2 separate regions of the Mus musculus genome follow, and region 2 is linked to region 1. The links are chromatin loops, found by intact Hi-C in ENCODE. Cell type or tissue: left cerebral cortex. All regions are shown on one strand. Links, peaks and the distances in the headings refer to the core of each region. The heading gives the core; the rest is flanking DNA. Region 1 has its middle 77 kb from the start of Gm41649. Region 2 overlaps Msh2 (mutS homolog 2).

Region 1 (17,427 bases), core at 4,209-12,208:
ATACACTAGCAGCTTGACAGCACACCTAAAAGCTATAGAACAAAATGAAGCAAATTCACCCAAGAGGAGTAGACAGCAGGAAATAACCAAACTCAGGGCTGAAAACAACCAAGTGGAAACAAAAAGAACTATATAAAGAATCAACAAAATCAGGAGCTGGTTCTTTGAGAAAATCAACAAGATAGATAAACCCTTAGCCAGACTAACTAGAGGGCACAGGGACAGTATCCTAATTAACAAAATCAGGAATGAAAAGGGAGACATAACAACAAAATCTGAGGAAATCCAAAAAAATCATCAGACCTACTACAAAAGGCTATGGAAAATCTAGTTGAAGTGGACAATTTTCTAGACAGATATCAGGTACCAAAGTTAAATCAGGATCAGATTAACGATCTAAACAGTCCCATAACCCCTAAAGAAATGGAAAGAGTCATAAACAGTCTCCCAACCAAAAAAAAAAAAAAAAAAAAAAAAACCCAGGACCAGACAGGTTTAGTTCAGAGTTCTATCAGACCTTCAATGATGACCTAATACCAATATTCCTCAAACTATTCCACAAAATAGAAAGAGAAGGCACTCTACCCAATTAATTCTATGAAGCCACAATCACTCTGATACCTAAACAACACAAAGACCCAACAAAGAAAGAGAACTTCAGACCAAGTTCCCTTATGAATATCGATGCAAAAATATTTAGTAAAATTCTTACAAACTAAATTCAAGAACACATCAAAACAATCATCCATCATGAACAAGTAGGCTTCATCCCAGGGATGCAGGGATGGTTCAATATACAGAAATCCATCAATGTAATCCACTATATAAACAAACAAACAAACAAACAAACAAAAAATCATACGATCTTCTTCTCATTAGATGCTGAGAAAGCATTTGACAAAATCCATGATAAAAGTCTTGGAAAGATCAGGGATTCAAGGCCCATACCTAAACATAATAAAAGCAACATACAGCAAACCAGTAGCCAATATCAAACTAAATGAAGAGAAACTTGAAGCAATCCCACTAAAATCAGGGATTAGATAAGGCTGCCCATTTTCTCCCTACCTATTCAATATAGTACTTGAAGTCCTAGCCAGAGCAATTAGACAACAAAAGGAGATTAAAGGGATACAAAATGGAAAGGAAGAAGTAAAATATCACTATTTGCGGATGATATGATAGTATATATAAGTGACCCCAAATATTCCACCAGAGAACTCCTAAAGCTGATAAACAACTTCAGTGAATTAGCTGGGTATAAAATTAACTCAAACAAATCAGTGGCTTTTCTCTACACAAAGGATAAACAGGCTGAGAAAAAAATTAGGGAAACAACACCCTTACAATAGTCACAAATAATATAAAATAACTTGGTGTAACTCTAACTAAGGAAGTCAAAGACCTGTATGATAAGAACTTCAAGTCTCTGAAGAAAGAAATTGAAGATCTCAAAAGATGGAAAGAGCTGGGCCGTGGTGGCACACGCCTTTAATCCCAGCATTTGGGAGGCAGAGGTAGGCAGATTTCTGGGTTCGAGGCCAGCCTGGTCTACAAAGTGAGTTCCAGGACAACCAGGGCTATACAGAGAAACCCTGTCTCAAAAAAACCAACCAAACAAAAAAAGATGGAAAGATCTCCCATGCTCATGGATTGGTAGGATTAATTATAGTAAAAATGGCCATATTGATGAAAGCAATCTACAGATTCAAAGCAATCCCCATTAAAATTCCAACTCAATTCTTCACAGAGTTAGAAAGGGCAATTTGCAAATTCATCTGAAATAACAAAAAACCCTAGAATAGCAAAAACTTTTCTCAACAATAAAAGAACCTCTGGTGGAATCACCATCCCTGACCTCAAGCTTTACTACAGAGCAACAGTGATAAAATACAAACACACAAACAAACAACTGTATGGTACTGGTACAGAGATAGACAGGTAGATCAATGGAATAGAATTGAAGACCCAGAAATGAACCCACACACCTGTAGTCACTTGATCTTTGACGAAGGAGCTCAGTGGAAAAAAGACAGCATTTCCAACAAATGGTGCTAGTTCAACTGACAGTTAGCATGTAGAAGAATACGAATTGATCCATTCTTATCTCCTTGTACTAAGGTCAAGTCTAAGTGGATCAAGGAACTCCACATAAAACCAGGGACACTGAAACTTATAGAGGAGAAAGTGGGGAAGAGAGCCTCGAACATATGGGCACAGTGGGAAAATTCCTGAACAGAACACCAATGGCCTGTACTGTAAGATCAAGAATTAACAAATGGGACCTTATAAAATTGCAAAGCTTCTGTAAGGCAAAGGACACTGTCAATAAGACAAAAAGGCAAAAAAAAAAAAAAAAAAAAAAAAAAGGCAACCAACAGATTGGGAAAAGATCTTTACCAATCCTAAATCCAATAGAGGGCTAATATCCAATATATATAAAAAGAACTCCAGAAGTGAGACTCCAGAGAACCAAATAGCCCTATTAAAACCTGAAGCACAGAGCTAAACAAAGAATTCTCAACTGAGGAATACCAAATGGCTGAGAAGCACCTAAAGAAATGTTCATCATCCTTAGTCATCAGGGAAATGCACATCAAAACAACCCTGAGATTCCACCTCACACCAGTCAGAATGGCTAAGATCAAAAACTCAGGTGACAGCAGATGCTGGCAAGGATGTGGAGAAAGATGAACACTCTTCATTGCTGGTGGAATTGCAAGCTGGTACAACCACTCTGGAAATCAGTTTGGCGGTTCCTCAGAAAATTGGACATAAGCAATACCACTCCTGGGCATATATCCAGAAGATGTTCCAACATGTAATAAGGACACATGCTCCACTATGCTCATAGCAGCCTTATTTATAATAGCCAGAAGCTGGAAAGAACCCAGATGTCCTCCAACATGGAATGGATACAGAAAATGTGGTACATTTACACAATGGAGTACTACACAGCTATTAAAAACAATGAATTCATGAAATTCTTAGATAAATGGATGGATCTGGAGGATATCATCCTGAGTGAGGTAACCTAATCACAAAAGAACACACATGATATGCACTCACTGATAAGTAGATATTAGCCCAGAAGCTCGGAATTCTCAAGATACAATTCGCAAAACACATGAAACTCAAAAAGAAGACCTAAGTGTGGATACCTCGCTCCTTCTTAGGAGGGAGAACAAAATATACATGGAAGGAGTTACAGAGACAAAGTGTGAAGCGGAGACTGAAGGAATGATCATCCAGAGACTGCTCCACCTGGGGATCCATCCCATAAACAACCACCAAACCCAGACACTATTATGGATATCAACAAGTGCTTGCTGACAGGAACCTGATATAGCTGTCTCCTGAGAGGTTCTGCCAGTGCCTGGCAAATACAGAAGTGGATGCTCACAGCCATCCATTGGAAGGAGCACAGGGTCCCTAATGAAGGAGGTAGAGAAAGTATCCAAGGAGCTGAAGGGGTCTGCAGCCCCATAGGAGGAACAACAATATGAACTAACCAGTATCTCCAGAGCTCCAAGGGACCAATCCACCTTCCAAAGAAAACACATAGTGGGACTTGTGGCTCTAGTTGCATATGCAGCAAAGGATGGCCTAGTTGGTCATCAATGGGGGGAGAGGCCCTTGGTTCTGTGAAGGTTCTATGCCCCAGTATAGGGGAATGCCAGGGCCAGGAAGAGAGAGTGGGTGGATTGGTGAGCAAGAGAGGGGAGGGGGGAAGGGATAGGGGATTTTCGGAGGGGAAACTAGGAAAGTGGTAACATTTGAAATGTAAATAAAGAAAATATCTAATAAAGAAAGATAAAAAAAAAGAAATCCAAGACAAATAAGGTTGATCATTGCGTTGTTCTCTTAAAGGTGGGTTAAACAGACAGGCTTAGTATTCTGTAGGACAACAGTCTTAAGTAAGTCTCAAATAACTTCAAATAATAGTTAATAACTATTATTAACTCAGCTGTGAGCTCTAGCAAAAAAAAATCCCACTCTTTTAGAAGATAAGAGATATATTTTTAACATACTTAATGCATTGCTGTAACTAAGCCCTAGGTTGTTGGTAGACATGGAGGACCCCCCCCCCAAAAGTCTCACAGATACAGAGGGCCCCTCCAAAGCCTCACAGATACAGAGGACCCCACCAAAGTCTCACAGACCCCAATTCCATAGTCTCAAAGCAGGAATAAAGTAAATCTTTTTTCATTTGGTTTTCTAAGACAGGGTTTCTCTGTGTAGCCCTGGCTGTCCTAGAACTCACTCTGTAGACCAGGATGGCCTCACTGAGATCAGCATGCCCCTGCTGGGATTAAAGGCATGCACTACCACTGCCCTTCTGGGCAGTGACTAGCCCTGCAGTTTCTGGTGCCCCCTAGTGGGGTTGAGTTGCCAGCTCTCACAGTATCTGCCTGTCTGTCTGGCATGAACAGAGTTCACAGTGCTGATAAGGATGGAATGGGGAAATGGTATTCTCTGCCCTATCTTCATGGCTCGTCAGGCCCTTCTTGGCCCCCAGAGAGTTCAGCTTGAACAGAGATCCAGCTGAAACCACCCATGAGGACAAAGAAAGCAGCTCCAGGCCCTTAACCCACCCTAGAACTGGCGTATAGGTGGGTGGGCTAGTAATAAGGGTCTTCTTCCAAAGAAGGCGGTCAAGGCACAGAGTACTGCCTCTGGTATGTCAAATTCTTCATCTAGTGTCCTCTTCTGTCAGGGTTTCAAAGTGAGACCCTAGGCTCACCTGCTCTGTAGTCCTTAAGGACAGGTATGTTAGCATTGCCACAGGCCAAGCAGTTTTTGCCTCCCATTTTTCTCTCCCAAAGGCTTGCTTCTAGGGATCTATCAGTATTGGCTTTGGGGTATAATTCAGTAGATTCAGAAAGCTCTTGGTTATCAAGCTGAGTTTAAAAAAAATCCCAAGGCTTTGGGAGCCGCACTGTCAGGATGCATCTGTAGAGGTAGCAGAATAAAGATCTCGGTGGCCCTGCATGTGGCCCTGCTTCATGCAAAGGCCTGTATCCCTTCACAGTCAGGGGATGCTCTAGGGAGGCAGGCCTCAGAGTCCTTATGCACGCTGACTATAAACAGTTACCTCTCTGCTCCCCCTTCCCGAGGACTGGGAATCCCCTCCATAAGTTTTCAGGGGCACACTTGTGAAGGGTTAAAAGATAGGGCACATGGGGCTGGAGAGATGGCTCAGTGGTTAGGAGCAACTTAATTTCCCAGCACCCACATGGCAGCTCACAACAGTCAACAGTCTCTAATTTCAGTTCCAGGGAATCTGACATCCTTTGCCTCCACTGGCACTGCACACACACACACTCACATGCACATGTGTGTGTGTGTATGAGTGCATGTACACATGTGTGCACACATGCTTTTGTGTGTGTGTAGTGGTAGTTGATTAATCAGCTCTACTTGTCCAGTGGTGGAGGTGCAACTTCCTTGCTACTGCCCCAATGTTGTGGATTCTCAAATGAAAGACACACACACACACACACACACACACACACACGTACACATTCACACACAGCCTTATGTTTACTATGCCTTAAACAACTCAATGGCTGGGCACTTCCAAACTTCCCTGAAGCTAACACACTCTCCCCTCCGATATTCCTGAATTATCACTTACTGAAATTAAACTTATATTCCATCTTGGCCACCCCAGACCCAGGCCTGCAGCCCCACTGAGCCACGATCTCCAACTCTTACATGTTGGCTGTCTCTCTTCTGCTTCTCACACTTGATCTTTCTGCTTCCCAGCATGATGGTTCTGCCTTTCTTTCTCTCTCCTGCATCTCTCCTAAAAGTCTCTCCTCTGTCTCTCTGCCAGGCTGTTGGCTGCTGGTAACTTTATTTACCAATCAAAGCCAACTGGGGGCGGGGACCTTCTGCATCTTACAGGCAGACGTGTGAATCCCCACGTAATTTTAAGAACCCAATTAACATAATACAAGCAATAAGCCAAAACATATACAAGCAATAGCTCAAATTCTGTGAGCTATGTATATATATGTATGTATGTATGTATGTATATATGCATATGTATGTATATGTCTATATATGTATGTGTCTATATATGTATATATGTGTATATATATATGTGTGTGTGTGTGTGTGTGTATGTGTGTGTGTGTGTGTACACACACAGACACTTGTACATAAGATAAGTAAATAAACTTCAAGAAGTAAGGCATTGGAAGACAGTCTGTGGTAGCCAGTCCTCTTAGTGTCTGGTGTCCATGTCTAGGGTAGTCGCATCAGTGTCTCTGCCTGTTAGGACTTTGCTGCCTCACCCTGAGCTGCGCTCCTAATTTCTGAGCTGCAAGCTGTATATTTAACTGAAGTGATTCTGTGAGCTACCCCACAAATACCACCAGATTCTTTTCCTGCTTAAACCTGCTGTAAGCAAGACTGTGATCAAGAAACACAGGATGAAGCATGTAACACGTGTCAAGAAACTGTTAGCTGCTGGCACCTGAGATTCCAGGTTGAAAAGTCTCAGAGACATACCCCACCCCATCCAACCGTGGCAGACAGTGATGGTCCTTGGACTTTTGGGTGTGTGCAGCCCACAAGTAATCTTAGAATGGAAGGTGTTTCCTCAGTGGTGACACCACACACACACATACACACACACACACACACACACACACACACCCTCTGCTCCACACCCCAGCAGAAGATAGACAGCTTGGAAGGAACAGCAGTAGGAAGGGTGTTGTGGGGTCACTCCACTTCCTGGCCATTGCTATTACTGATAAATAAAATGTGGTAGCTTTGTAGACTCCCAGAAAGCCCCAGAACACATTTTTCTATCTCTTCTCAAATCTAGGAGAGGCAACAATGAGGATTAATGTGCCACTGTCTGACAGAGGTTGAATGGTTGGCCAAGGTCTCTCAGGGCAGGGCAGAGTGAACTGGAGAAAGAGCAGAGGCCTGCAGCCTTTGGTTTTGGGCCACCCTGAGCAGCCTTTGTGCAGGCCAGACATGGAGGCAGCCCTTTCATGGACACACCTTTAATAGAAGCATAACAACCATATGAGTGCTCCTGCCAAGGTGAATGAAAGTCACATCCCCACCTGCACGGCACCCACGTCTTAAAACGGCCTTTGTGGGATGCCATTCAGTCCAGGGCCAGAGGGCCTTGGAGGTCCGTGGCATCTGGAGATGAGCCTAACAATGCTATTTCTAGTGCACCCTGTAGACATATTTCCATGCCAGTGTGGCAGGTGTGCATTCAAAGTTACCCTCGGCTGCCTCATTGGCAGTAATCCAAAACAGCCTGTGTGTCTTGGAATTGGGCAATGCTCACAGGTCAATGGAGCCTCTGCTGGAGCAGGCCCTCTACCACTGAAGCAGAAGGACCCCCCAAACACAGACTACAAACCCCGGCAGGCTGCCTTCCAATTATGTGTGTGTGCATGAGTGCATGTGTGTCTCTGAGAACACGAAGGCTGCAGACGGCTGAGATACCATCACAGCAGTGGCTTCAAGGGAGGTCTGAGTACTTGGGAGACCACGTGGGAGGAGAAATTTCCATAAAACATCCTTTGTTCCTTCTGAATGAGGCTGTAATCCCTAGTCAAAAAATGCCTACAATAGTCCTGAAGGTTTCTTTTTGTTTTTGCATTTGATTTACCTTAGGTACTGGGAACAAAATATAAGCTGTCAAGCATACAGAGCCTGCACCCTACCCAGCCTGTTGATGTACTGAGCCAAAAGGAGTAGATTTTAGAAGGTCAGGTTTCAGCCACTGGTGAGGACAGTTGGGGACTGGAGGCTTTCAGTCTGTTTCAGCTGCTGTAGGTGGTTGCTTTGTATCCAGACAAGAAGACCAAGAGGGAGAGGGGCTGGGGTACAGCTCAGCTGGACAGCATTTGCTTTATAAGCAGGAGACTGTGGGTTCAATTCCCACCATCCTAAAAAACAAACACATGGACACTATACAGAGGGAGGGTCCCTGCCAGGGGTCAGGAGCTTTCATGGTCTCTATTCCCAGGTGGGCCTGAATCACCCGTGAGGCACGCAGCTGATCACCATGCTGCTACAAAGGCAGAAGGGTCCAAGGGGAGCCCTGCTGTTCGAGCTATGCAGGTTCTTATCCCCCATGGCATAGCAGAGCTAGACGGGGTGGCTGACCCTCAGCTGGCAGATCGTCAGAAGATGACCCTTTCACAGGGTCACACATCAGATACCCTGCATGTCAGATCATGATCACAGTAGTGGCAAAATTACAGTTATGAAGTAGTAATGAAAATAACTTTATGGTTGGAGGCACTGCAACGTGAGGAACTGTGTTAAAGGGTTGCAGCATTAGGAAGGCTGAGAACCACTGCTCGAGGCAATGACCAGTCTGGATTCCTGCCGTGAGGGTTAGGGCTACATTTACAGGCAGTGTCCTGCCCTCCCAAGCTTGGCTTTAAATATATGCACACATTAGTTATGGGTCAAGAGGTAAAGCCACCTAATAAGCAGCTTATTGTCAGCTCCTCCCCCCAAAACTCAGGACAAATGGCTAACAGCGGTGTCTATTTAACAACCCAGGCTTCCAGGCGCTCTCTGTTCTCACCAAGCTCCTGTTAGAGTCCTGGTATCTCTGCATTTCTCACCACCCCAACCCCATCCTCCATTCCCTACCCCTACTCTCTGCCCTAAACTCTCCCCTCCCCTCCCCTCCCCTCCCCTCCCCTCCCCTCCCCTCCCCTTCCCTAAACTACCCTTCCTCTAGCTTCTCCTTTCTACATAAACCTGCCATTTAGGCCGTGCTTTCTTGGTTCTTCCGCTCTTGGCCATCTTTGCTCTCTTGGGTCTTCTCTTGGTCCTTCTTCCTCATATCTACCATAAGAACCTCTCTACAACAATACCTAGAATGGTCATGCCCTTTCTCATTTACTTATCAGACCCTTTCTCCCACAAAAAAAAAAGAGCTGCAGGTGACATGACAGGCCTCTGCCATGGGTTAGTTTCTGGCTTCCCAAAGGCTATGGCACCAGGAACCTCAGGATGTGATCTTATTTAGAATCAAGGACTCTGTCGATGTAATTAAATAAGACTGTTGTGATGAACACACAACACAGATTAGGTTGTGCCCTAAATCTACGCGAATGTCCCCAGAAGGGACAGGAAAGACACAGTCACAGGAAGGAAAAGCTGCCTGAGGATGGAGAGTTGGCGCCCCCTGTCTGCAAGCCAGGGGGCGTCAGAGAGCGCCGGAGCCAGTGGGAGTTAAGACCCAGGCCGCACAGCTCAGAGCCTCCCTCAGAGCTTCTAGAAAGAATGCGCCCCGAGAACACACCATTGTGGATCTCCCAGAAGTGAAGCGTCAGCGGAAGAGAGAACCTGGGTTCTGAAGACTACACAGGAACTTCTCGAGTTAATTAAAGGCTAGGCCTGCTGCTGTGTGACCCGCGAGAAGGAAGCTAGAGTGGTTTCTTTGCTTGAAGGAAAGTGTCCAGGGCCAGCCAGGCCACACTCCAGGTCCCGGGGGAGCAAGGGCATTGTCTACAGTTGCTGTGTCTCTAATGGGGAAGGTGTGTCTGTCCTGTCGCTAGGAAACAGGCAGCCAGGCCTGCAGGCTCTCAGCCTGGAGCGAAGGCAGATGGTGACAAGATTAAATAGTGCCTTTCATTTCAACATAGGAAATGTTTTCAATTCTCCTTTCTTCACGTCTCTAAAAAAAGGCAAGTGGCGGAAGCGCCCTACTGGAAATTTATTAACAAAAGCCCAGGCAGGCCCCAAAAAAGCAGACTTTTTCTTTTCAAGTATTTCCCCCAGGCAACCGGCAGTCGCGTCGAGGGTGGACGCCCTTGTTTTACACCAGGACTGCCATCCAGCTCCTGAGCTTTGAGTTCTCTCCATCATCTGGGAGGCGCTCCTCCCACCATTCCACAGATGAGATGGACAGGAACAAGTCCCCTCATCCTCGGGGATTCAGACACTACATATGTCACAGATAGTACATATGTTGTGGTTTTTTAAAAAAAATACATACCTATGATAAAGTTTAATGTTTAAGTTAGGCACAGGAAGGTGTAATGTCAGCACCCTGAACGCAAAGCAAAGAGGGTTACCCTGAGTTCCAGGACATCCTGGACTACATAGTGAGTCCTAGGTAGTGAGCCTGGGCTACATAGCAAGACCCTCTCTCAAGAATCAAACACTAAATATATAAACAATAATGAATTCAACACAGATTGATCAGGAACTAGGGTCACTGTAACAATACTGTTGAGTGCAGACCGCACCTGCCCCGCATGATTCTCCCATGGTCTTCGGGCTGTGCCTCGCCCTGAGAGAGTTCATTTTGGAGAAGGTTGGCTCTACCTTGGCGGGCATGTGGCATCACCAGTGTTGAAGGACAGACTGATGGAGGTTTTATCCCTGAGTGTGGAAAGGGTGTCACCCTGTACACTTGTCAAGGTGAACTGGGATTGTAGGAGCATGTGAGTGTGTTAAAATCGCACTCTGGACACACCGGGCTCAGGGATGTCCTGAGGCAGAGCTCCTTTATCTGAAGAGGAATTCTGTCTTACAATACCCCTCCCCCCAACTCACAGTCTGTTAGGTGACCATCCTCTGTGTATCAGGGGACAAAATAGTAGAGAACTCTCCACTGTACCAGGGACTTCCAGTTCAGCTCAGTCCCCACTGTTGCCTGTCTCCTCTGCAGCCAGACTCAGCTCCGAAGCTCCGCCTCTAACCGTGAGTCAGCAGCAGCCAGCCCTACAGTAGCACCCTCCAGCCCTGGTGACCTGCTCTGTCCCCAGGGTCCTGCTCTACCCCAGGTGACCAGCTCTATCTACTCACCTTGCACCTTGCCTCTCCATTGATTTCAGCTTCCCAGTTTTGGTTTCTCAAAACTCTTCACTCCGACTTCTTACAGGAATTCCATAAACATATGTCTGGCTGTCTCTGGAAATATGTTCCCTCTCCTACACCCAGCCACCCCCGCCCTCCACTGTATGTGATGTATGATCTAAGGGTTACTGTTAGTGATAAGAGAAGAATAAAAGAATGTGTGTCGGACCACAAGGGCAAGGACAGTGTGACTACCTGACAGATTGCTGCCAATGAAGCTACTGGATCTTCTGACAACAAATAGAAAGATAAATAGCACTCATGTGTCTGACAGAGCGCGCCCACGATAAATATACTGTAAACAGGGTGCTAGGTGAATGTAATCTCTCTTCATGGTCTCTCAAAATAGCTCATTGTATTATACTTGCCCTCTCTGTTCTTCTGATCATCCCTTGGCCTGGTGAGGCCACGCTGTGTGTACCTGGCCTGGTGTGCCCACACTGTGTGCACTACCCACCCACTTTCCTTTAGCCACCACGTATCAGATCAACCGTTATCATAGTTCAGAGCTTGTGATCACAGGCCATGCTAGCGCCCCAGCTCTCCGCCTCCTCTTCCCTAAACTCCTCCAGCTCACGGGCTTCTCTCCCTAGCTCCTCACCCTCCTTATGACCTGGCTAGGCTCTCTCTGCCTCCCTCCTCCCCACTTCCCCACTCTCCCTCTCTCTCTGTTCCTCCCTCTCTGTGTGCATGCTTCTCTCCTGGCCAGGTCCATCCTGCTGGCCATGTTCAGTCTACTACTTCTTCTCTGCATTCTTCCAGATGCCGCTGGATGCTCCCTCCCTTATGTCTACAATAAAAACCATCCCCTTAACCATACCATGGAAGGGTCATGCCATCCGTTTACACTGGGTAGTTCAACATCAACCATTAACAACCCTGATGTTTGGTGAGGGCACCAACCAGGTTTTTGCTGGAGAGCTGGTGGAAGTAGGTGAAGGAGCCCTTTGTAATGTTGCCAATCCTATCCAAGAGGGGACAGCCTCCCAAAGGTGCACCTTCTAACATCTCACACTGGGGACTAGGTTTCAACATGAGAATTTGTGTGGAGGTTCCTGGCATTGGAAAGTCAGAGGGAGGAGGAAGACCACGTTTGAGGCCAGTGTAGTCTGCACAGAGAGTTCCAGGTCTGCCAGGGATAGATGGCTAATGAGACCCTGTTTCAAAAACCAAAATTACAACAAACAGCAACAACAAACAAATAATTACTGGGGACATAACGCTGCTTTTACTCTGTTGCATGACATAACAGATCTCTGCAGCTCAGCGAGGAGCAGACAGTTTTGTTTTCCTTGCAAATTAGCTCGAGGCAAAGAACTAAGTAGATCCGGGAAAGATTAAACAGATGTCGGGTTAAGATACTAAAACTCAGAATCGGGTGGGTGTTGGTGTCTTCCTTGAACAGGTTATTGGATATAGCTGCAGGCTCCCTCTGGCCTGCCTGCCGGGTTGCTCAGTCCATAGCCTTAGCTGGCCAGGGCAATACTGCTCCTGCCTCCTCTCCAGACTATTGTGTGCTTTTAATACTATGAAGAACAAGGAAACCATTAGCAGTCATTAAGGTTCCTGGAGCCACATACCTAGAGTGAAGATGGATAAATGTGGGGCTGGGAAGGCACAGGACGGGAGACAAAGTGATGCATTGGGCTTTAACCACACCCGATGAGGAGCCTGGAGGGTGAGGACCTGGGCAATGTCCACAGATGAAGCCTTCCTGGCCACAGCTCCCTTGGTTCCTGTAACAGAATTACCATGCATGTCTACAGCTCCATTTCTTCCTAAGCGGTTTCAGAGCCAGAGTATCCCTTGATGCTTGGCTCCATTCTGAGAGGAGATGGAACAGGTGCTCCTGGGCCACGTGTGCATGGAGACTGTCTTAGTTAGGGTTCTACTGCTATGAACAGACACCATGACCACAGCAACTCTTATAAAGGACAGCATTTAATTGGGGCTGGCTTACAGGTTCAGAGGTTCATTCCATTATCATCAAGGCAGGAACATGGTGGCATCCAGGCAGACGTGGGGCTGGAGGAGCTGAGAGTTCCACCTCTTGTTCCAAAGGCAGCTAGCTAAAGGCTGTCTTCCAGACAGCTAAGATGAGAGTATTAAAGCCCATACCCACAGTGACACACCTACTCCAACAGGGAGTAGGGCCACACCTCCTAATAGTGCCACCCCTGGGTCGAGGGCACACAAACCATCACAGAGACAGTGAGACTTCTTCACCTTCACGTCCAGCCTTTGGGAGCAGTGTCAACTCTCCCTTGTCTCTCCTTTCCCAATGCCAGCCAGTTTCTAATTCTGCCCCTGTCTCTGCCTTCTGTGTCTCTCATTCAGAGTGTCCCTCATGCCAGCCCCTGATTCTGCTTTCTAATTCACTGTCGGGATCATTGCTATGCTTGTGGTGGTTCCTAAACAACTTGCCAAAACCAAATGTCAATAACTGACTTATAAATCCCCTGTGGCATGTGGGGTGCTGGACACTGGGAAATAAAGGGGGTAGGAGAGATAACCCATGTCCCACCAGAGCTCTAGGTCTCTGGGCGGGTGGATGCAGGGGACTGCTGCACGTCTGCCCCGAGCCAGAGGGAAAAGGGGCAGGGGGAGAAGGCGCTGGGTAGTTCCCACTCGGGTGAGAGTCTGGCTAGCTCAGGCTGCTAGCTCGGTGGGCAGCTTGGGTTTGGGGCCGTGGCTAGAGTGCAGGAAGGTCTCCCATTGGGAGGTTAGACAAGGCTCTTTAGGGGAAGGCCTATTTCATTGTTCTAACACACATGCACACACATATGCACACACATATGTACACATGTGCATGCATGCATGCACATATCTGCATACACACTTGCACAAGCATGCATACATGTACACAAGCATTCATGCATTCTTACACATGCACATGGACACACACACATCGCACATACATGCACGCACACGTGTGTGCATGCGTGTGCGAGCACACACATATAAAGAGAAGAGGAGTCACATCTATATCGGGCTGAAGGCTGGTCAAAGCAGGCTTCTTCCTGGAAGTTTTTATTTTATTTTTATTTTATTTTTATTTTATTTTATTTTATTTTAGAGAAGCCTTCAATGAGTAGCAATCTCCAGCTGACAGGAAAGGGACCAAGGAAGAGCACTGTGGGCATGTGCACATGACAAGCCCATAGACCTTAGGAGTAACCGGAGTAAACTGGGTGTCACTGGCATAGTTCTGTGACTCATGCTTGGTAGATGGATTCTAGTCTTGCTTTTAACAAAACCTTTAATTATTGATGTTGTTGTATATGGTATATGATGCTATATGACAGCTGAATACCAGAGGACAACTTTGTGAAGTTGGCTCTCAACTTCTATCTTTGGATGGGATCCGGGAAAAGAGCAGACAGAGGAACACTTGGTTGTAAGCACCTTTTCCCTCTGAGCCATCTTACTGGCTTCTGAAAGCTTTTCTATTTTTAGCTTTTTGAAAATAAATTACCCACATTGCTCATATAATCACATACATATCATAGCAAACTACTTATTCATGTGAGTAGAATGCTATATACATAGGTCACCATTAAAATTTTATAGGCATTTAATATTTGCTAATTTCAAGTTAGACATTTTTGTCTCTGAGAGCCAATGCGTTTTTTAACTCTGATTTCAAATATTTTCTGCAGGCCCAAGGCATACTGCCCATAAAGAGGCACCATGCCAACTGAAGTAGCTTTTCCAAAGCCATCTGGGGCAGTAAGGGAGGTGTCAGAGTTGGCGTGTGGCACCTCCAGAATGCCACACAAGCCCTTGGGGGTCATCCTGACACGCTGTGGTGAGGAGTGGTGGTGCTGGGCTCTGCAGCTGATGTCCACCTGCCACCTGGTACTAAATATAGCACAGGCACTGAGCCCTCTCTGCATGCAACCTCGGAGCTGGCTTAATTGGCTAGAATTGCCACAGAGGGAGGCTGTTAAGAAGAATTGAAAATGGACTTCTCCCCACAATCCTAGGGTGCTGAGGCGCATAATTAGACAATGGCTTTCTCCTGTCAGCAGCAAAACAATGATAGCAAAACAAGATAAATCCTTTGTTGCTTGCATGTTGACACTAGGCCAGGCGCAGCTGCCTAAGACTATTCACTTTTCTCAGGGACCCCATCACACAGGGAAGTTCTCTCAGGGTTCTGTTCCTTCAGGTAATAAACTAAATGTTTGTATTCATCCAGTGACACATGAAGTGACACAGGAATGCTAATGTCCTGACTCCAGCTAATGTCCATGTATTTTGATGGTGGCCCTTTAAGGAAGTAGTTATGGTTAAAGAAGTTGAGGTCATAAGGGTGCAGCCCAGACCCATAGGACTTGTCCTTAGATGACGAGATAAGCAAACTGGCTTCATCACGTGACGGTGGCAGAAAGAGCGTGGCGGTTTGTAAGCCGGAAGAAGCAGCTTCAGAATAAAGCCAGACTCACAAGCATTTTAGTATTGAACTTCCACCCCCCAGAGCTGTGAGAAATCACTGTCTGTTAAGTCATCAAGTGGGAGTTGGGAAGCTGCCTCAGTGGGTAAGGGTGCTTGCGGCACAAGCATGGAACTGAGTTCAAATCCTCAGCAGCCATGTGAAAAGCCTAGTGCTAGTGTGATGCCTGCAATCCCAACTCCCGGACAGGTGGGACACAGAGGAAAGTCACTGGGACGTGCTAGTCACCAGCCTACCCAAAAACTGTCACCCTCCAGGTGTCGTGAGGGACCCTGACTCTTAATACAGGGCAGGAAGCAATATAGGAGCATACATGATGTAGCATACATGATGTTCCACGGGCTTTTGTTGGGGGGGGTTCCCCCGCCCACACACGCATGCACTCATGCACATAGTTCCAAGTATCTGGTATTCTTTAGAGTACCAAGAGCTGACTTAGCGCCTTGCATCTGAAGTCTAAACCTGCATCACTGAGCCTGCCCCAGGCCTACACAGCAGCATTATAATTATATTATATTATATATGTTATAATTATACATAATATATTATAATTATAATTATAACAGGACCTGTGAGTTGTTTCTCGGCACCTCTGAGAAGTGTTTGGCCTTGTAAGGGAAGAATGGCCGAACTAGAGAGAGGTCTTTGGCTCTTCAGGAATGGGGGCTACAGAAGAGAGAACACTGTGACACGAGTGCTAGCTGACTTTCAGCCTCGTGGAAAAGGAGTTTTAGGGGATGATCCAGTGCTCTGAATTAGGCATCCTATTTGTATATGAATGGAGGTTGATACATGGTCACGATTTGTTCCAAATGAAGTGGTGTTGAAAGTGTGCCTGTGCCTTATCACAGACTTGGTAACATTTAGGTTTCTCTGCCCTCCATCTCATGCCCTTGAGTAGCTTAATCTTAAGCACCAACTCTAATCAGTTGATAATGACTATTTGGAATGCTGTACGAAGAAAGTTTCCAAGATCTCCTCAGGGAATCAGTGAAAGACGGAATCCTGATGGATTAGTAATGTCTGCTAGGGGACAAACATGGGAAGGGAGGGACAACCACAGATTGGATAATTTGGTAAGAAATGGTTTCACGTGTACTGCTAACATTCACATATTTATTATGTACTGTCATCTATTGTAAAACTAAGATTTCCTGACTTAACTAATCATAAAGGGGAAACAGGATGGCTGGGAAAGATGGACAAGAAGAGTGAGGAGGATTAGCCTCCCTGATAGTACCAGAGTCTATTGGTTTTCTGCTATGTCTGCAGGTGAGCCAGGTGGTAATGAGGCTGTCGCTGTTATCACTCAATCCACAGTCATCATCACTGATCAGTACTTGGAACATGTAGGAAGATGCTGACAGAAAGTATCAGGCTACTCTTCTGAGAAGCGCTGCGTGACCAGAGCTGGGCGTGACACAGCCTTGAGTTCACAGAACCCCACTCCCACTTCACCTCCAAAGGAGAAAATTAGTGTTGTGTATCAAACTTGCACTCTTTTGGAAAATCTAATGATCAGAATCAAGGTATGATTTAGATGACAAAGACTAAATATAGAAAATCTGTGGCTACGTTATCCAATTAATTTTGCTTATATTTTCTTGTGCTTGTCTAAGTGCATTGTATGATAAACTTCTAAGACTATATATATCAAAAATTAATTTTCAGTCTCCACAAAATACAATATTAAGTCACAAGAAGTATAATTGAGTGATTGATATTAAGTATATCATATCATGGCTTCTTCAGTAACAGCTGTTTCTTGCTTAGTGACACAGGAAATATTAGTATTTCAGTCAATGACATTTGGATTAAGTGGAAAATAAATATTACAAAGTTACAACAATGAAAATACAACAGACTCACTCATCCATTCATCCACTGCAGAGCATCTAGTATATACCTGTCTTAGTCAGGGTTTCTGTTCCTGCACAAACATCATGACCAAGAAGCAGTTGGGGAGGAAAGGGTTTATTCGGCTTACACTTCCACATTGCTGTTCATCACTGAAAGAAGTCAGGACTGGAACTCAAGCAGGTCAGGAAGCAGGAGCTGATGCACAAGCCATGGAGGGATGTTCTTTACTGGCTTGCTTCCCCTGG
Region 2 (8,000 bases), core at 1-8,000, 190 kb after region 1:
GCTGGCGCTAGCCCGGGCATGCTGCTCTGTGGCTTTCTCATCCTCAGCACAGCCCTGTCCTGAGCCCTGTCCTTGTCTGCACAAGGTAGTGACGATGACAACTACCCAGAGGATAGGTGCGTGCCTGAGACGACACAGCAACAGGCAGTGCCCCACGCCGAACAGTCACTATACACTACACCACAAAAAACAGCTGTTGCAGATGTGAGGCTCCTGTCATCCTCGGTGTCCCCTACCCTCTCTAATGCAGACCTCCTGGAATCTTCATGACCACCCTCAGCCTCCTTCCCTGAGTTTTAACCTCCACTGAACCTTAGTTGCCAATTTCCAACTGGATTTTTAAAGACTGCATTCTCCATTAACTACCACAGCCTGGAAAGCCCTGCAAAAGCTAAGGCAAGGCCCACAGACCCCTTGACATCAAGGCAGAGCATGGACACAGGTCATCGTTTCACCTTTTTCGCATTCCCAAAACAGGTAATGAAGGTGCACAGTATTAGACAACCGTGTCTGTTACCAGTCAAAAGATCCACCACACTCTGAAATCATTTAACAGCTTTTGGAGTTATCCTAAAGTTTCATTTAAACTCAGCATTCCAGGTTGGCGAGATGGCTCAGTGGATACAAGCATAAATTGTTCTTGCAGAGGACCCAGGTTCAACGTTGAGACCCACACTGGGCAGCTCACAGTTTAGCTGTAACCCCAGCTCCAAGGGTTTCAGACTCTGGCCTCCATGGGCACCTATAGTCGCATGTCAACAGACCCACATATCCATAATTACAAATTTAAAATACAGATTCATTATTCTGAAATTGAAGCAAGAGTAGGCCTTTCATTCCTCTCTTAGAAACAAGGCTGTAACTATGTTGTATAAAAATCGATGTTCCTGCCTCGGCCTCCTGAGCAGCTGGGATACAGAATTAAACTACCACAGCCAACTTGTCAGCATCCCCCCCTCCCCTTTAGATTTAGTTATCTTTAATTTTATATAAAATGCATCCTTGGTGCCCACAGAAGTCAGAAGAGGTTATCAGATACCCTAGAACTGGAGTTTGGAATGGTTGTGATGGCCACAGAAGCTGGAAATCAAACCTGTCCTCTGCAAAAGCAACAAATGCTCTTACACGCTTAGCCGGCTCTCTCTCCATCTTACACGCTTAGCCAGCTCTCTCTCCACCTTACACGCTTAGCCGGCTCTCTCTCCATCTTACACGCTTAGCCGGCTCTCTCTCCATCTTACACGCTTAGCCGGCTCTCTCTCCACCTTACACGCTTAGCCGGCTCTCTCTCCACCTTACACGCTTAGCCGGCTCTCTCTCCATCTTACACGCTTAGCCGGCTCTCTCTCCATCTTACACGCTTAGCCGGCTCTCTCTCCATCTTACACGCTTAGCCGGCTCGCTCTCCACCTTACACGCTTAGCCGGCTCGCTCTCCACCTTACACGCTTAGCCGGCTCGCTCTCCACCTTACACGCTTGGCCGGCTCGCTCTCCACCTTACACGCTTAGCCGGCTCTCTCTCCACCTTACACGCTTAGCCGGCTTTCTCTCCATCTTACACGCTTAGCCAGCTCTCTCTCCATCTTACACACTTAGCCGGCTCTCTCTCCACCTTACACGCTTAGCCGGCTCTCTCTCCAGTCCTTACACGCTTAGCCGGCTCTCTCTCCATCTTACACACTTAGCCGGCTCTCTCTCCACCTTACACACTTAGCCGGCTCTCTCTCCATCTTACACGCTTAGCCGGCTTTCTCTCCATCTTACACGCTTAGCCGGCTCTCTCTCCATCTTACACACTTAGCCGGCTCTCTCTCCAGTCCTTACAATCTTTCTAAATGCATTAACTAAGGAGCTGGAGAGTTAACACTGTACGCTGCTCCCGCAGAGGACCCAAGTTTAGTTCCAAGAACCCACACTAGGCAGCAAACAACTACATTTACTCTAGCTCCAGGAGACCTGATATCTTACTGTCTCTTCCGAAGGGAAGGAGGGACAGAGGGACAGACAGATGGACGCACGCATACACAATTTAAATGCATTAATTACAAGTGTGAGGCAGGTGGATTTCTGAGTTCGAGGCCAGCCTTGTCTACAAAGTGAGTTCCAGGACAGCCAGGGCTATACAGAGAAACCTTGTCTCGAAAAACCAAAAAAAAAAAAAAACCAAAACCAAAAACAAAAACAAAAACTCAAGTGTATGGCTCTGTATCAAGGTTTTGTATCTTGATAACTACACTTCAATACAATTAGTTTCTTTTCTCCTTGTTTTATTTCATATGTTTAAAACCATTATTCTGAAAATAAGTTTTATTAGAAGCCAAAACAGCCTGTGTAGCACAAAATGAAACAAAGTTACAAACACTAGATACACAGCTGCGGAAAGGGCTTCAGACAGAGGTTAAGAGGGCTGACTGCTCTTCCAGAGGGCCTGGGTTCCATATCAGCACCACATGCCAGCTCACAACTATCTATAACTCCAATTACAGAGTACTGGATGCCCTGTCTGGAACTCTGCAGGCTAAGGCAACTTGGTTTTGTCTTTTAATTTTAAGGAGAGAGAACACACACTAGCAGGCCTCAGCTCTACCACTCTCCCCTTATTTTCTAGCACTGTGACTAATCACTTCACCTCACTTCATGACTTCAACATGTCTAACCCCTGCTAGCCTTAAACGCATCACTGGCTGATACAGTGAGGCTCCCCAGCCTCTCAAATCCTAGAAGCTGGCTGTTTCTCTGACTTTCTTTTGTTTTCTTTTCTTCTTGTTTGTTCTGGCTTTTGAAACAAGGTCTCATTCTGTAGCCCAAAATTTATGTAGCTCAGAATTTATGGCAATCCTCCTGCCTCAGCATACTAAGTTTGGGAATTATGGGTATCAGCCACTATATACAGCATCAGTAATTTCTCTTTCTTCACATTTTAAAGCCTTAAGTGCACAGGTGCTTTGCCTGTCTGTCTGTCTGGCATCACTGACATGTTTGGTACCCAAGGAGGCCAGAAGACAGTGTCAGATCCCCTGGGCCTGATTTACAGATGGCTATGAACCATGCTGGTGCTGGGAATCAAACCCAGGTCCTGTGGAAGAGCACCCAGTGCTCTTTTAAGTGTTGAGCCATCTCTGAGCCTTCTCAGCATCTCTCATGCTTGCTCAGTAAGGGTCTTGGATGTCAAAGATCACCCAAGGAATTGTGAACTTCTTAAATTAACTGAAGCATGAAGTGTCAGGCCTGGAGAGATAAACAAACTGAAGACACCCCACGCCCATAGATTGGCAGAATACTGTGAAAATGGCTACATTAAGCAACCAAAAAGACTCAATGCACTCTCTATCAAAATTCCATTTGCATGTGGCTGGTGAGATGCTCAGTAGTTAAGAGCACTGGCTGCTCTTCCAGAGGGTAAGGGTCCAATTCCCAGTACCCTCACAGGGGCTGACAAGCAGGGTTAGGGTTTGGTTTAGGGTCAGGGTCAGGGTCAGGGTTAGGGTTAGGGGTCTGTAACACCAGTTTCAGGCACAGATAGACATGAAAATACACATAAAATAATAACTTTTCAAAGTAGTTTACAAAGTCCGAACAGATAAGTTAGACATAAAATAATCTGTATGTCTGCGTGAGTTATCTTAATCTGCTGGAAACGTGTCCAATGTAGAACATCGTTATTTTATATTTTACCCTGGAACATTTGAGATAGACATGAAAATCCCTGTTTCTAGATGTGAGGGTGATCTGGCTGGACAGGCATCACCCCGCTCCATGGGGTCAACTAAAGCCACGCAGTCACCTTCCCAAAGATAGGAAAACTGCTTTTGTTGAGGACCTCTGTGCAGCTAACTCCATTACCCAGCTAGAACCTCCCAATAAGCTGGCAAGTATCTTACAGAGAAAAACTGTAACCAATGCAAATGCCCTCCCTTTCCAAGCTGCTGCTGCCCCCTGCTGTCTGTGAACACACCTGACTCTTGCTGTTCTCTGGACTAAAAAGCAAGCTTAGAATGAGTCAAAACCGAAAACATCACAGGAGGACAAATTATCTGTAACATCTCAAAATAATGGATGCTAATATACTTTTTAAAGCACGGTAAATTCCGCACACTAAAGAACTGTGCTGAGCTCTTTAAAAATAATGGGGATGGGAGGACCCACAGAAGGAAACCGGGAACACGGAACATAAAACAAGATGTCTTCTTAAAGTTTATAAGCTCAGGCTGCGTGTGTGTGTGTGTGTGTGTGTGTGTGTGTGTGTGTGTGTGGTGTGCGCGCTCGCTGGCTACATCTATCAACAAACAGGCACCTTAGCACCTGTCAGCCCAGCCCTGCGGTCAGGGTCAGAAGCAGATGTGTAAGCAGAGGATGAAGAAGTGCAGGCTTTTAGAACCGGGAGCCGAGAGAGGAAGATGCACTCATACCAAAAGCGATTCAGACTAGGACTTGTTTTTTCTAGTCAGTCAGTCAGTCAGTCAGTCAGTCAGTCGTCAGTCAGTCAGTCTTACTTTTTGAGAAAGAGTCTCTCTACACAGTACTTGCTATCTTAGAACTTCCTATGTAAACCAGGCCGGCCTCAAACTCTGCCGCCTCTCATGACCAGATCTGTGCTGAGGGAATAGGGCAAACATGAACACTTAAATGTGCTAAATCACAGAAAGGGAGAATTAAAAATAAATAAATAAATAAATAAATAAATAAATAAATCACACAAGCTGGGCACAGTTGTGCAGTGCTTTTACCTCAGCAGGGCAGGTCTTCGTGAGCTTGAGACCAGCCTTGCTTATACAGAATTCCAGGCCACCCAGGGAGGGCTTCATAGGACACTGTGTCAATCGATCAATCAGTGAGTAGATGAGTAAATAATGAGTAATTAATCGTGTACTAGGTGACTTACTAGGAAACAAAAGGCTATCTATCTGCTACTGTACAGTGGGAGATACATGAAAGCAGAAAGCCCCAAACAGCTGCTGTGTGCTGAGGCCTTACTGCTTAGAGCGGCCCAGTCAGAGCACATCCCTAATTCCTGCTGAAACCAGACAAAATGATATAAAAAGGAAACAAGCAGATGCTACACATTTATGTGATGGGGAAACTGAGGCACGAGGAGCAGAAATTCGTAGTCACAGAGTGGAGGAATCAGGTTTTCATTCTGTCTCTTTTGTATATGAGCCATGCTGTGTGTGCAGACCAGGAGCCCTGCAGGAGTCAGCCCTTCCACTGCATGGGTTCTAAGATCACTGGGGTCCCAGGCTCAGTGATGAGCTTGTACCACCGGTTGGCACATCTAACCAACCGAGAGGAGGAGTGTTTCTACAAAGGTCCTTTGAGAAAATAAGAACCCTTTGTAAAGTATCATCTTTCCCACGTGTTTGTATGAGCGTGTGTCCACACGCTCAGATGCGAGCGGATGCACATCCAAGTGAAGGCTGCTGTCAGGAAGCTTCCAGACTGCTCTTCCCCACGGCAGTCTCGAGGGAAGGTCTCTCTCCCTCTCTGTTTTAAAGATGTATTTATTTTATGTATGTCAGTCTACTGCTGCTGTCTTCAGATCCACCAGAGGGAGTTGAACTCAGGACCTCTGGAAGTGCTCTAAAAACTGCGGAGCTTTTCTCTGGATCCCGAACCCACAAGGTCTCCTAGTTGAAACTAGAGCTCACTGATGTGATGAGTCTTGCTAGCCAGGTTGGAGCTTCAAAGATCCCGTCTCCACCTGGAACTATGAGCACCCCAACTTCAGTCCAGGCCTGTGTACCAAGTGCTTAAACTCCTTAGCCCTCAGTTACCTTGGTGCCTCGGGCCCACAACATGGCTCAGTGGGTAAGGGGCTTGCTGTCAAGCATGGCTACCTGATTTCGGAGTTCTGTGACCCACAGGATAGAAGGAGAGAACCAACTCCCCAAAGCTGCCCTCCTGCTTCCGCACATTACACAAAATAAATTATTGTCACAACAAAACTCAATTTGTGTTCTGTCATCATGAAGCTGAATTTAAATTTGTCTGGAAAAGAAAGCAAATTTTCCCGTAACACTGACAGAGCTATTTTGAGATACTGGGTCTCATCGCTTATCAGCCATATAAGCAATCTACTGCCAAGCCCCTACGGGGTATGTTTTAATAGCTCTAAGAGTTGTTGATGTCTAATTCCAACTCAAAATGCTTTACATGTTAGATATTTAATAACTATACAAACTAAAATTAGTGTTGTAGAAACTTGCATTCAATCCAAGGAAGCTAAGGGGGAGACTGGGAAGATGGACGACTCAATGGCCAAAAGCACTAGTTCAGGACAAATGGGAATGACATCCAGATCTGCAGCACCCAGATGGAGTAAGACATGGCTGCCCCTCCCGATAACCTCACACTGAGGGGGGGGGAGTGGCAGAGTCCAAGAGCACACATCAACTGGCCATCGCCCAACTAGGAAAGCAAGCATCTGAACGGGAGAGAAACTCTCAAGTGTAGCTCTGGGCACGCGTACACATGGGTACACACGACCCATCTATATATGCAAAGCACGCTCATCTCCACAGTGCCCACACACACACCTTTGTCAAGGACATGATCTCACTCACATATATTCTATTAGATAACTATATGGACTTCCTTTTTATTGCGACATGATGTTGTGCAGTCTGGGCTGACCTTGACCTAGTAGGCCCAAACACGGGAAACACGGCAAACGTGGTGCTGGGAGGCCTTGCCCTCCCCCTTGCTAAATCATTACATTACACTCCTACAGCTAGCCACCAAGGTCCCTTTCCTTACTAGACCCCTGTCTGGGCCTGACTCAAAACAAACCTATTGGAAAGTGTAACATCCCCACAGACCTAACAGCACATTTGTTAGAACACAGGGAAGTAAAACGGGGTGAGGGAAAAATGGAAAAGCTAACGTAAAACAAAGCTGCTGGCTGGCTGACCGCACGATACCTTCGTATTTCTCCAGAGCCTGGATGACGCTGGGGAGCTGGTTAATACCCTGATACAGTCGGTAACAGTCTTGTAAATTCGCTGCTTGTCTCTGGAATTTCTTGGCAAGCCGGTTAAGGTCTGGAAACCGGCGAAGCAAATCCTCCTGTAAACTCTGCCTCAGTTCTGAATCCTCGACAAAAGCTTCCACTAAATTTAACCTGGAAAAAAAATAAATAAGTAACGTAAAATACACGAGTAAGTGATAAGATGGCTCAACAGGAGGGCACTTGCCACCGAGCTTGACAACTGAGTTCAATCCCCAGGAGGTCCACACGGCTGGGGGGAACTGACTCCCCACGCTGTCCTCTGACTTCCACATGTGCGGCAACAAGCCACCACACACACAAGTCACTATCCTCACCGCCTCTATCTCTTTAAGGCTGGAATTTTGTTACATGTGAGTATCACCATGGTTAGCTAAAGAAAAAAAAAATAACTTTAAAAGGGGAAGCGCAGGACTGGAGAGATGGCTCAGGAGTTAAGAGCAGCAACTGATCTTCCAGAGATCCTGAGTTCAATTCCCAGCAACCACATGGCGGCTTACAATGATCTATGATGGGATCCAATGCTCTCTCCTGGTTGTGTCTGAAGACAGCTACAGTGTACTTATAAACATAAAATAAATAAATAAATCGGAAGAGGAGGAGGAGGAGGAAGAGGAGGAAGAAGAGGAGGAGGAGAAAAAGGAGCAGAGTTACTTCCAGGACAGCCAGGGCTATACAGAGAAACTGTCTCAGGAGAGAGGGAGGGGAGGGGAGGGGAGGGGAGGGGAGGGGAGGGGAGGGGAGGGGAGGGGAGGGGAGGGGAGGGGAGGGGAAAGAAGAGGGAGAGAGAGTGTGAGCAATCTTCCACAAAACTCAGGCACAACAGACAGGTAAAGTAAGCCATGCTTGTATGCTAGCACCTGGGAGATGAAGACAGGAAGAACACGAAATCTGAGTTTGAGGCCAACCTGAGCTATGCAAGACCCGGACTTGAAGCAAAAAAAAAAGCAAAACACACTAGCACAAAACAAATCACAATGCTCCTTCAGTCTGGCC

What was found. Peaks named below come from ENCODE experiments on the same cell type or tissue, not always from the same donor. Only the 100,000 strongest peaks of a DNase experiment are listed, where the experiment ranks them.
Region 2: it touches region 1 in a loop (2.9-fold over the local background); 5 of 42 quality-filtered maps call a loop at or near these places.

Annotation. Positions count from the first base shown.
Region 1 is chr17:87,869,766-87,887,192 of GRCm38, reverse strand. No RefSeq gene overlaps it. Among named protein-coding and RNA genes, the nearest start is that of Gm41649, 77 kb to the right of the region's middle. In left cerebral cortex, for the core only: CTCF peaks have their summits at 4,390 (motif pointing left) and 9,183; DNase peaks (open chromatin) are centred at 9,292, 9,596, 10,733, 10,917 and 2 more places; H3K27ac peaks cover 307 bases.
Region 2 is chr17:87,688,060-87,696,059 of GRCm38, reverse strand. Msh2 (mutS homolog 2) reads right to left here. Exons shown (of 16, transcript NM_008628.3): 7 at 6,919-7,118. Among named protein-coding and RNA genes, the nearest start is that of Msh2, 20 kb to the right of the region's middle. In left cerebral cortex, for the core only: a CTCF peak has its summit at 3,940 (motif pointing left); a DNase peak (open chromatin) is centred at 3,929.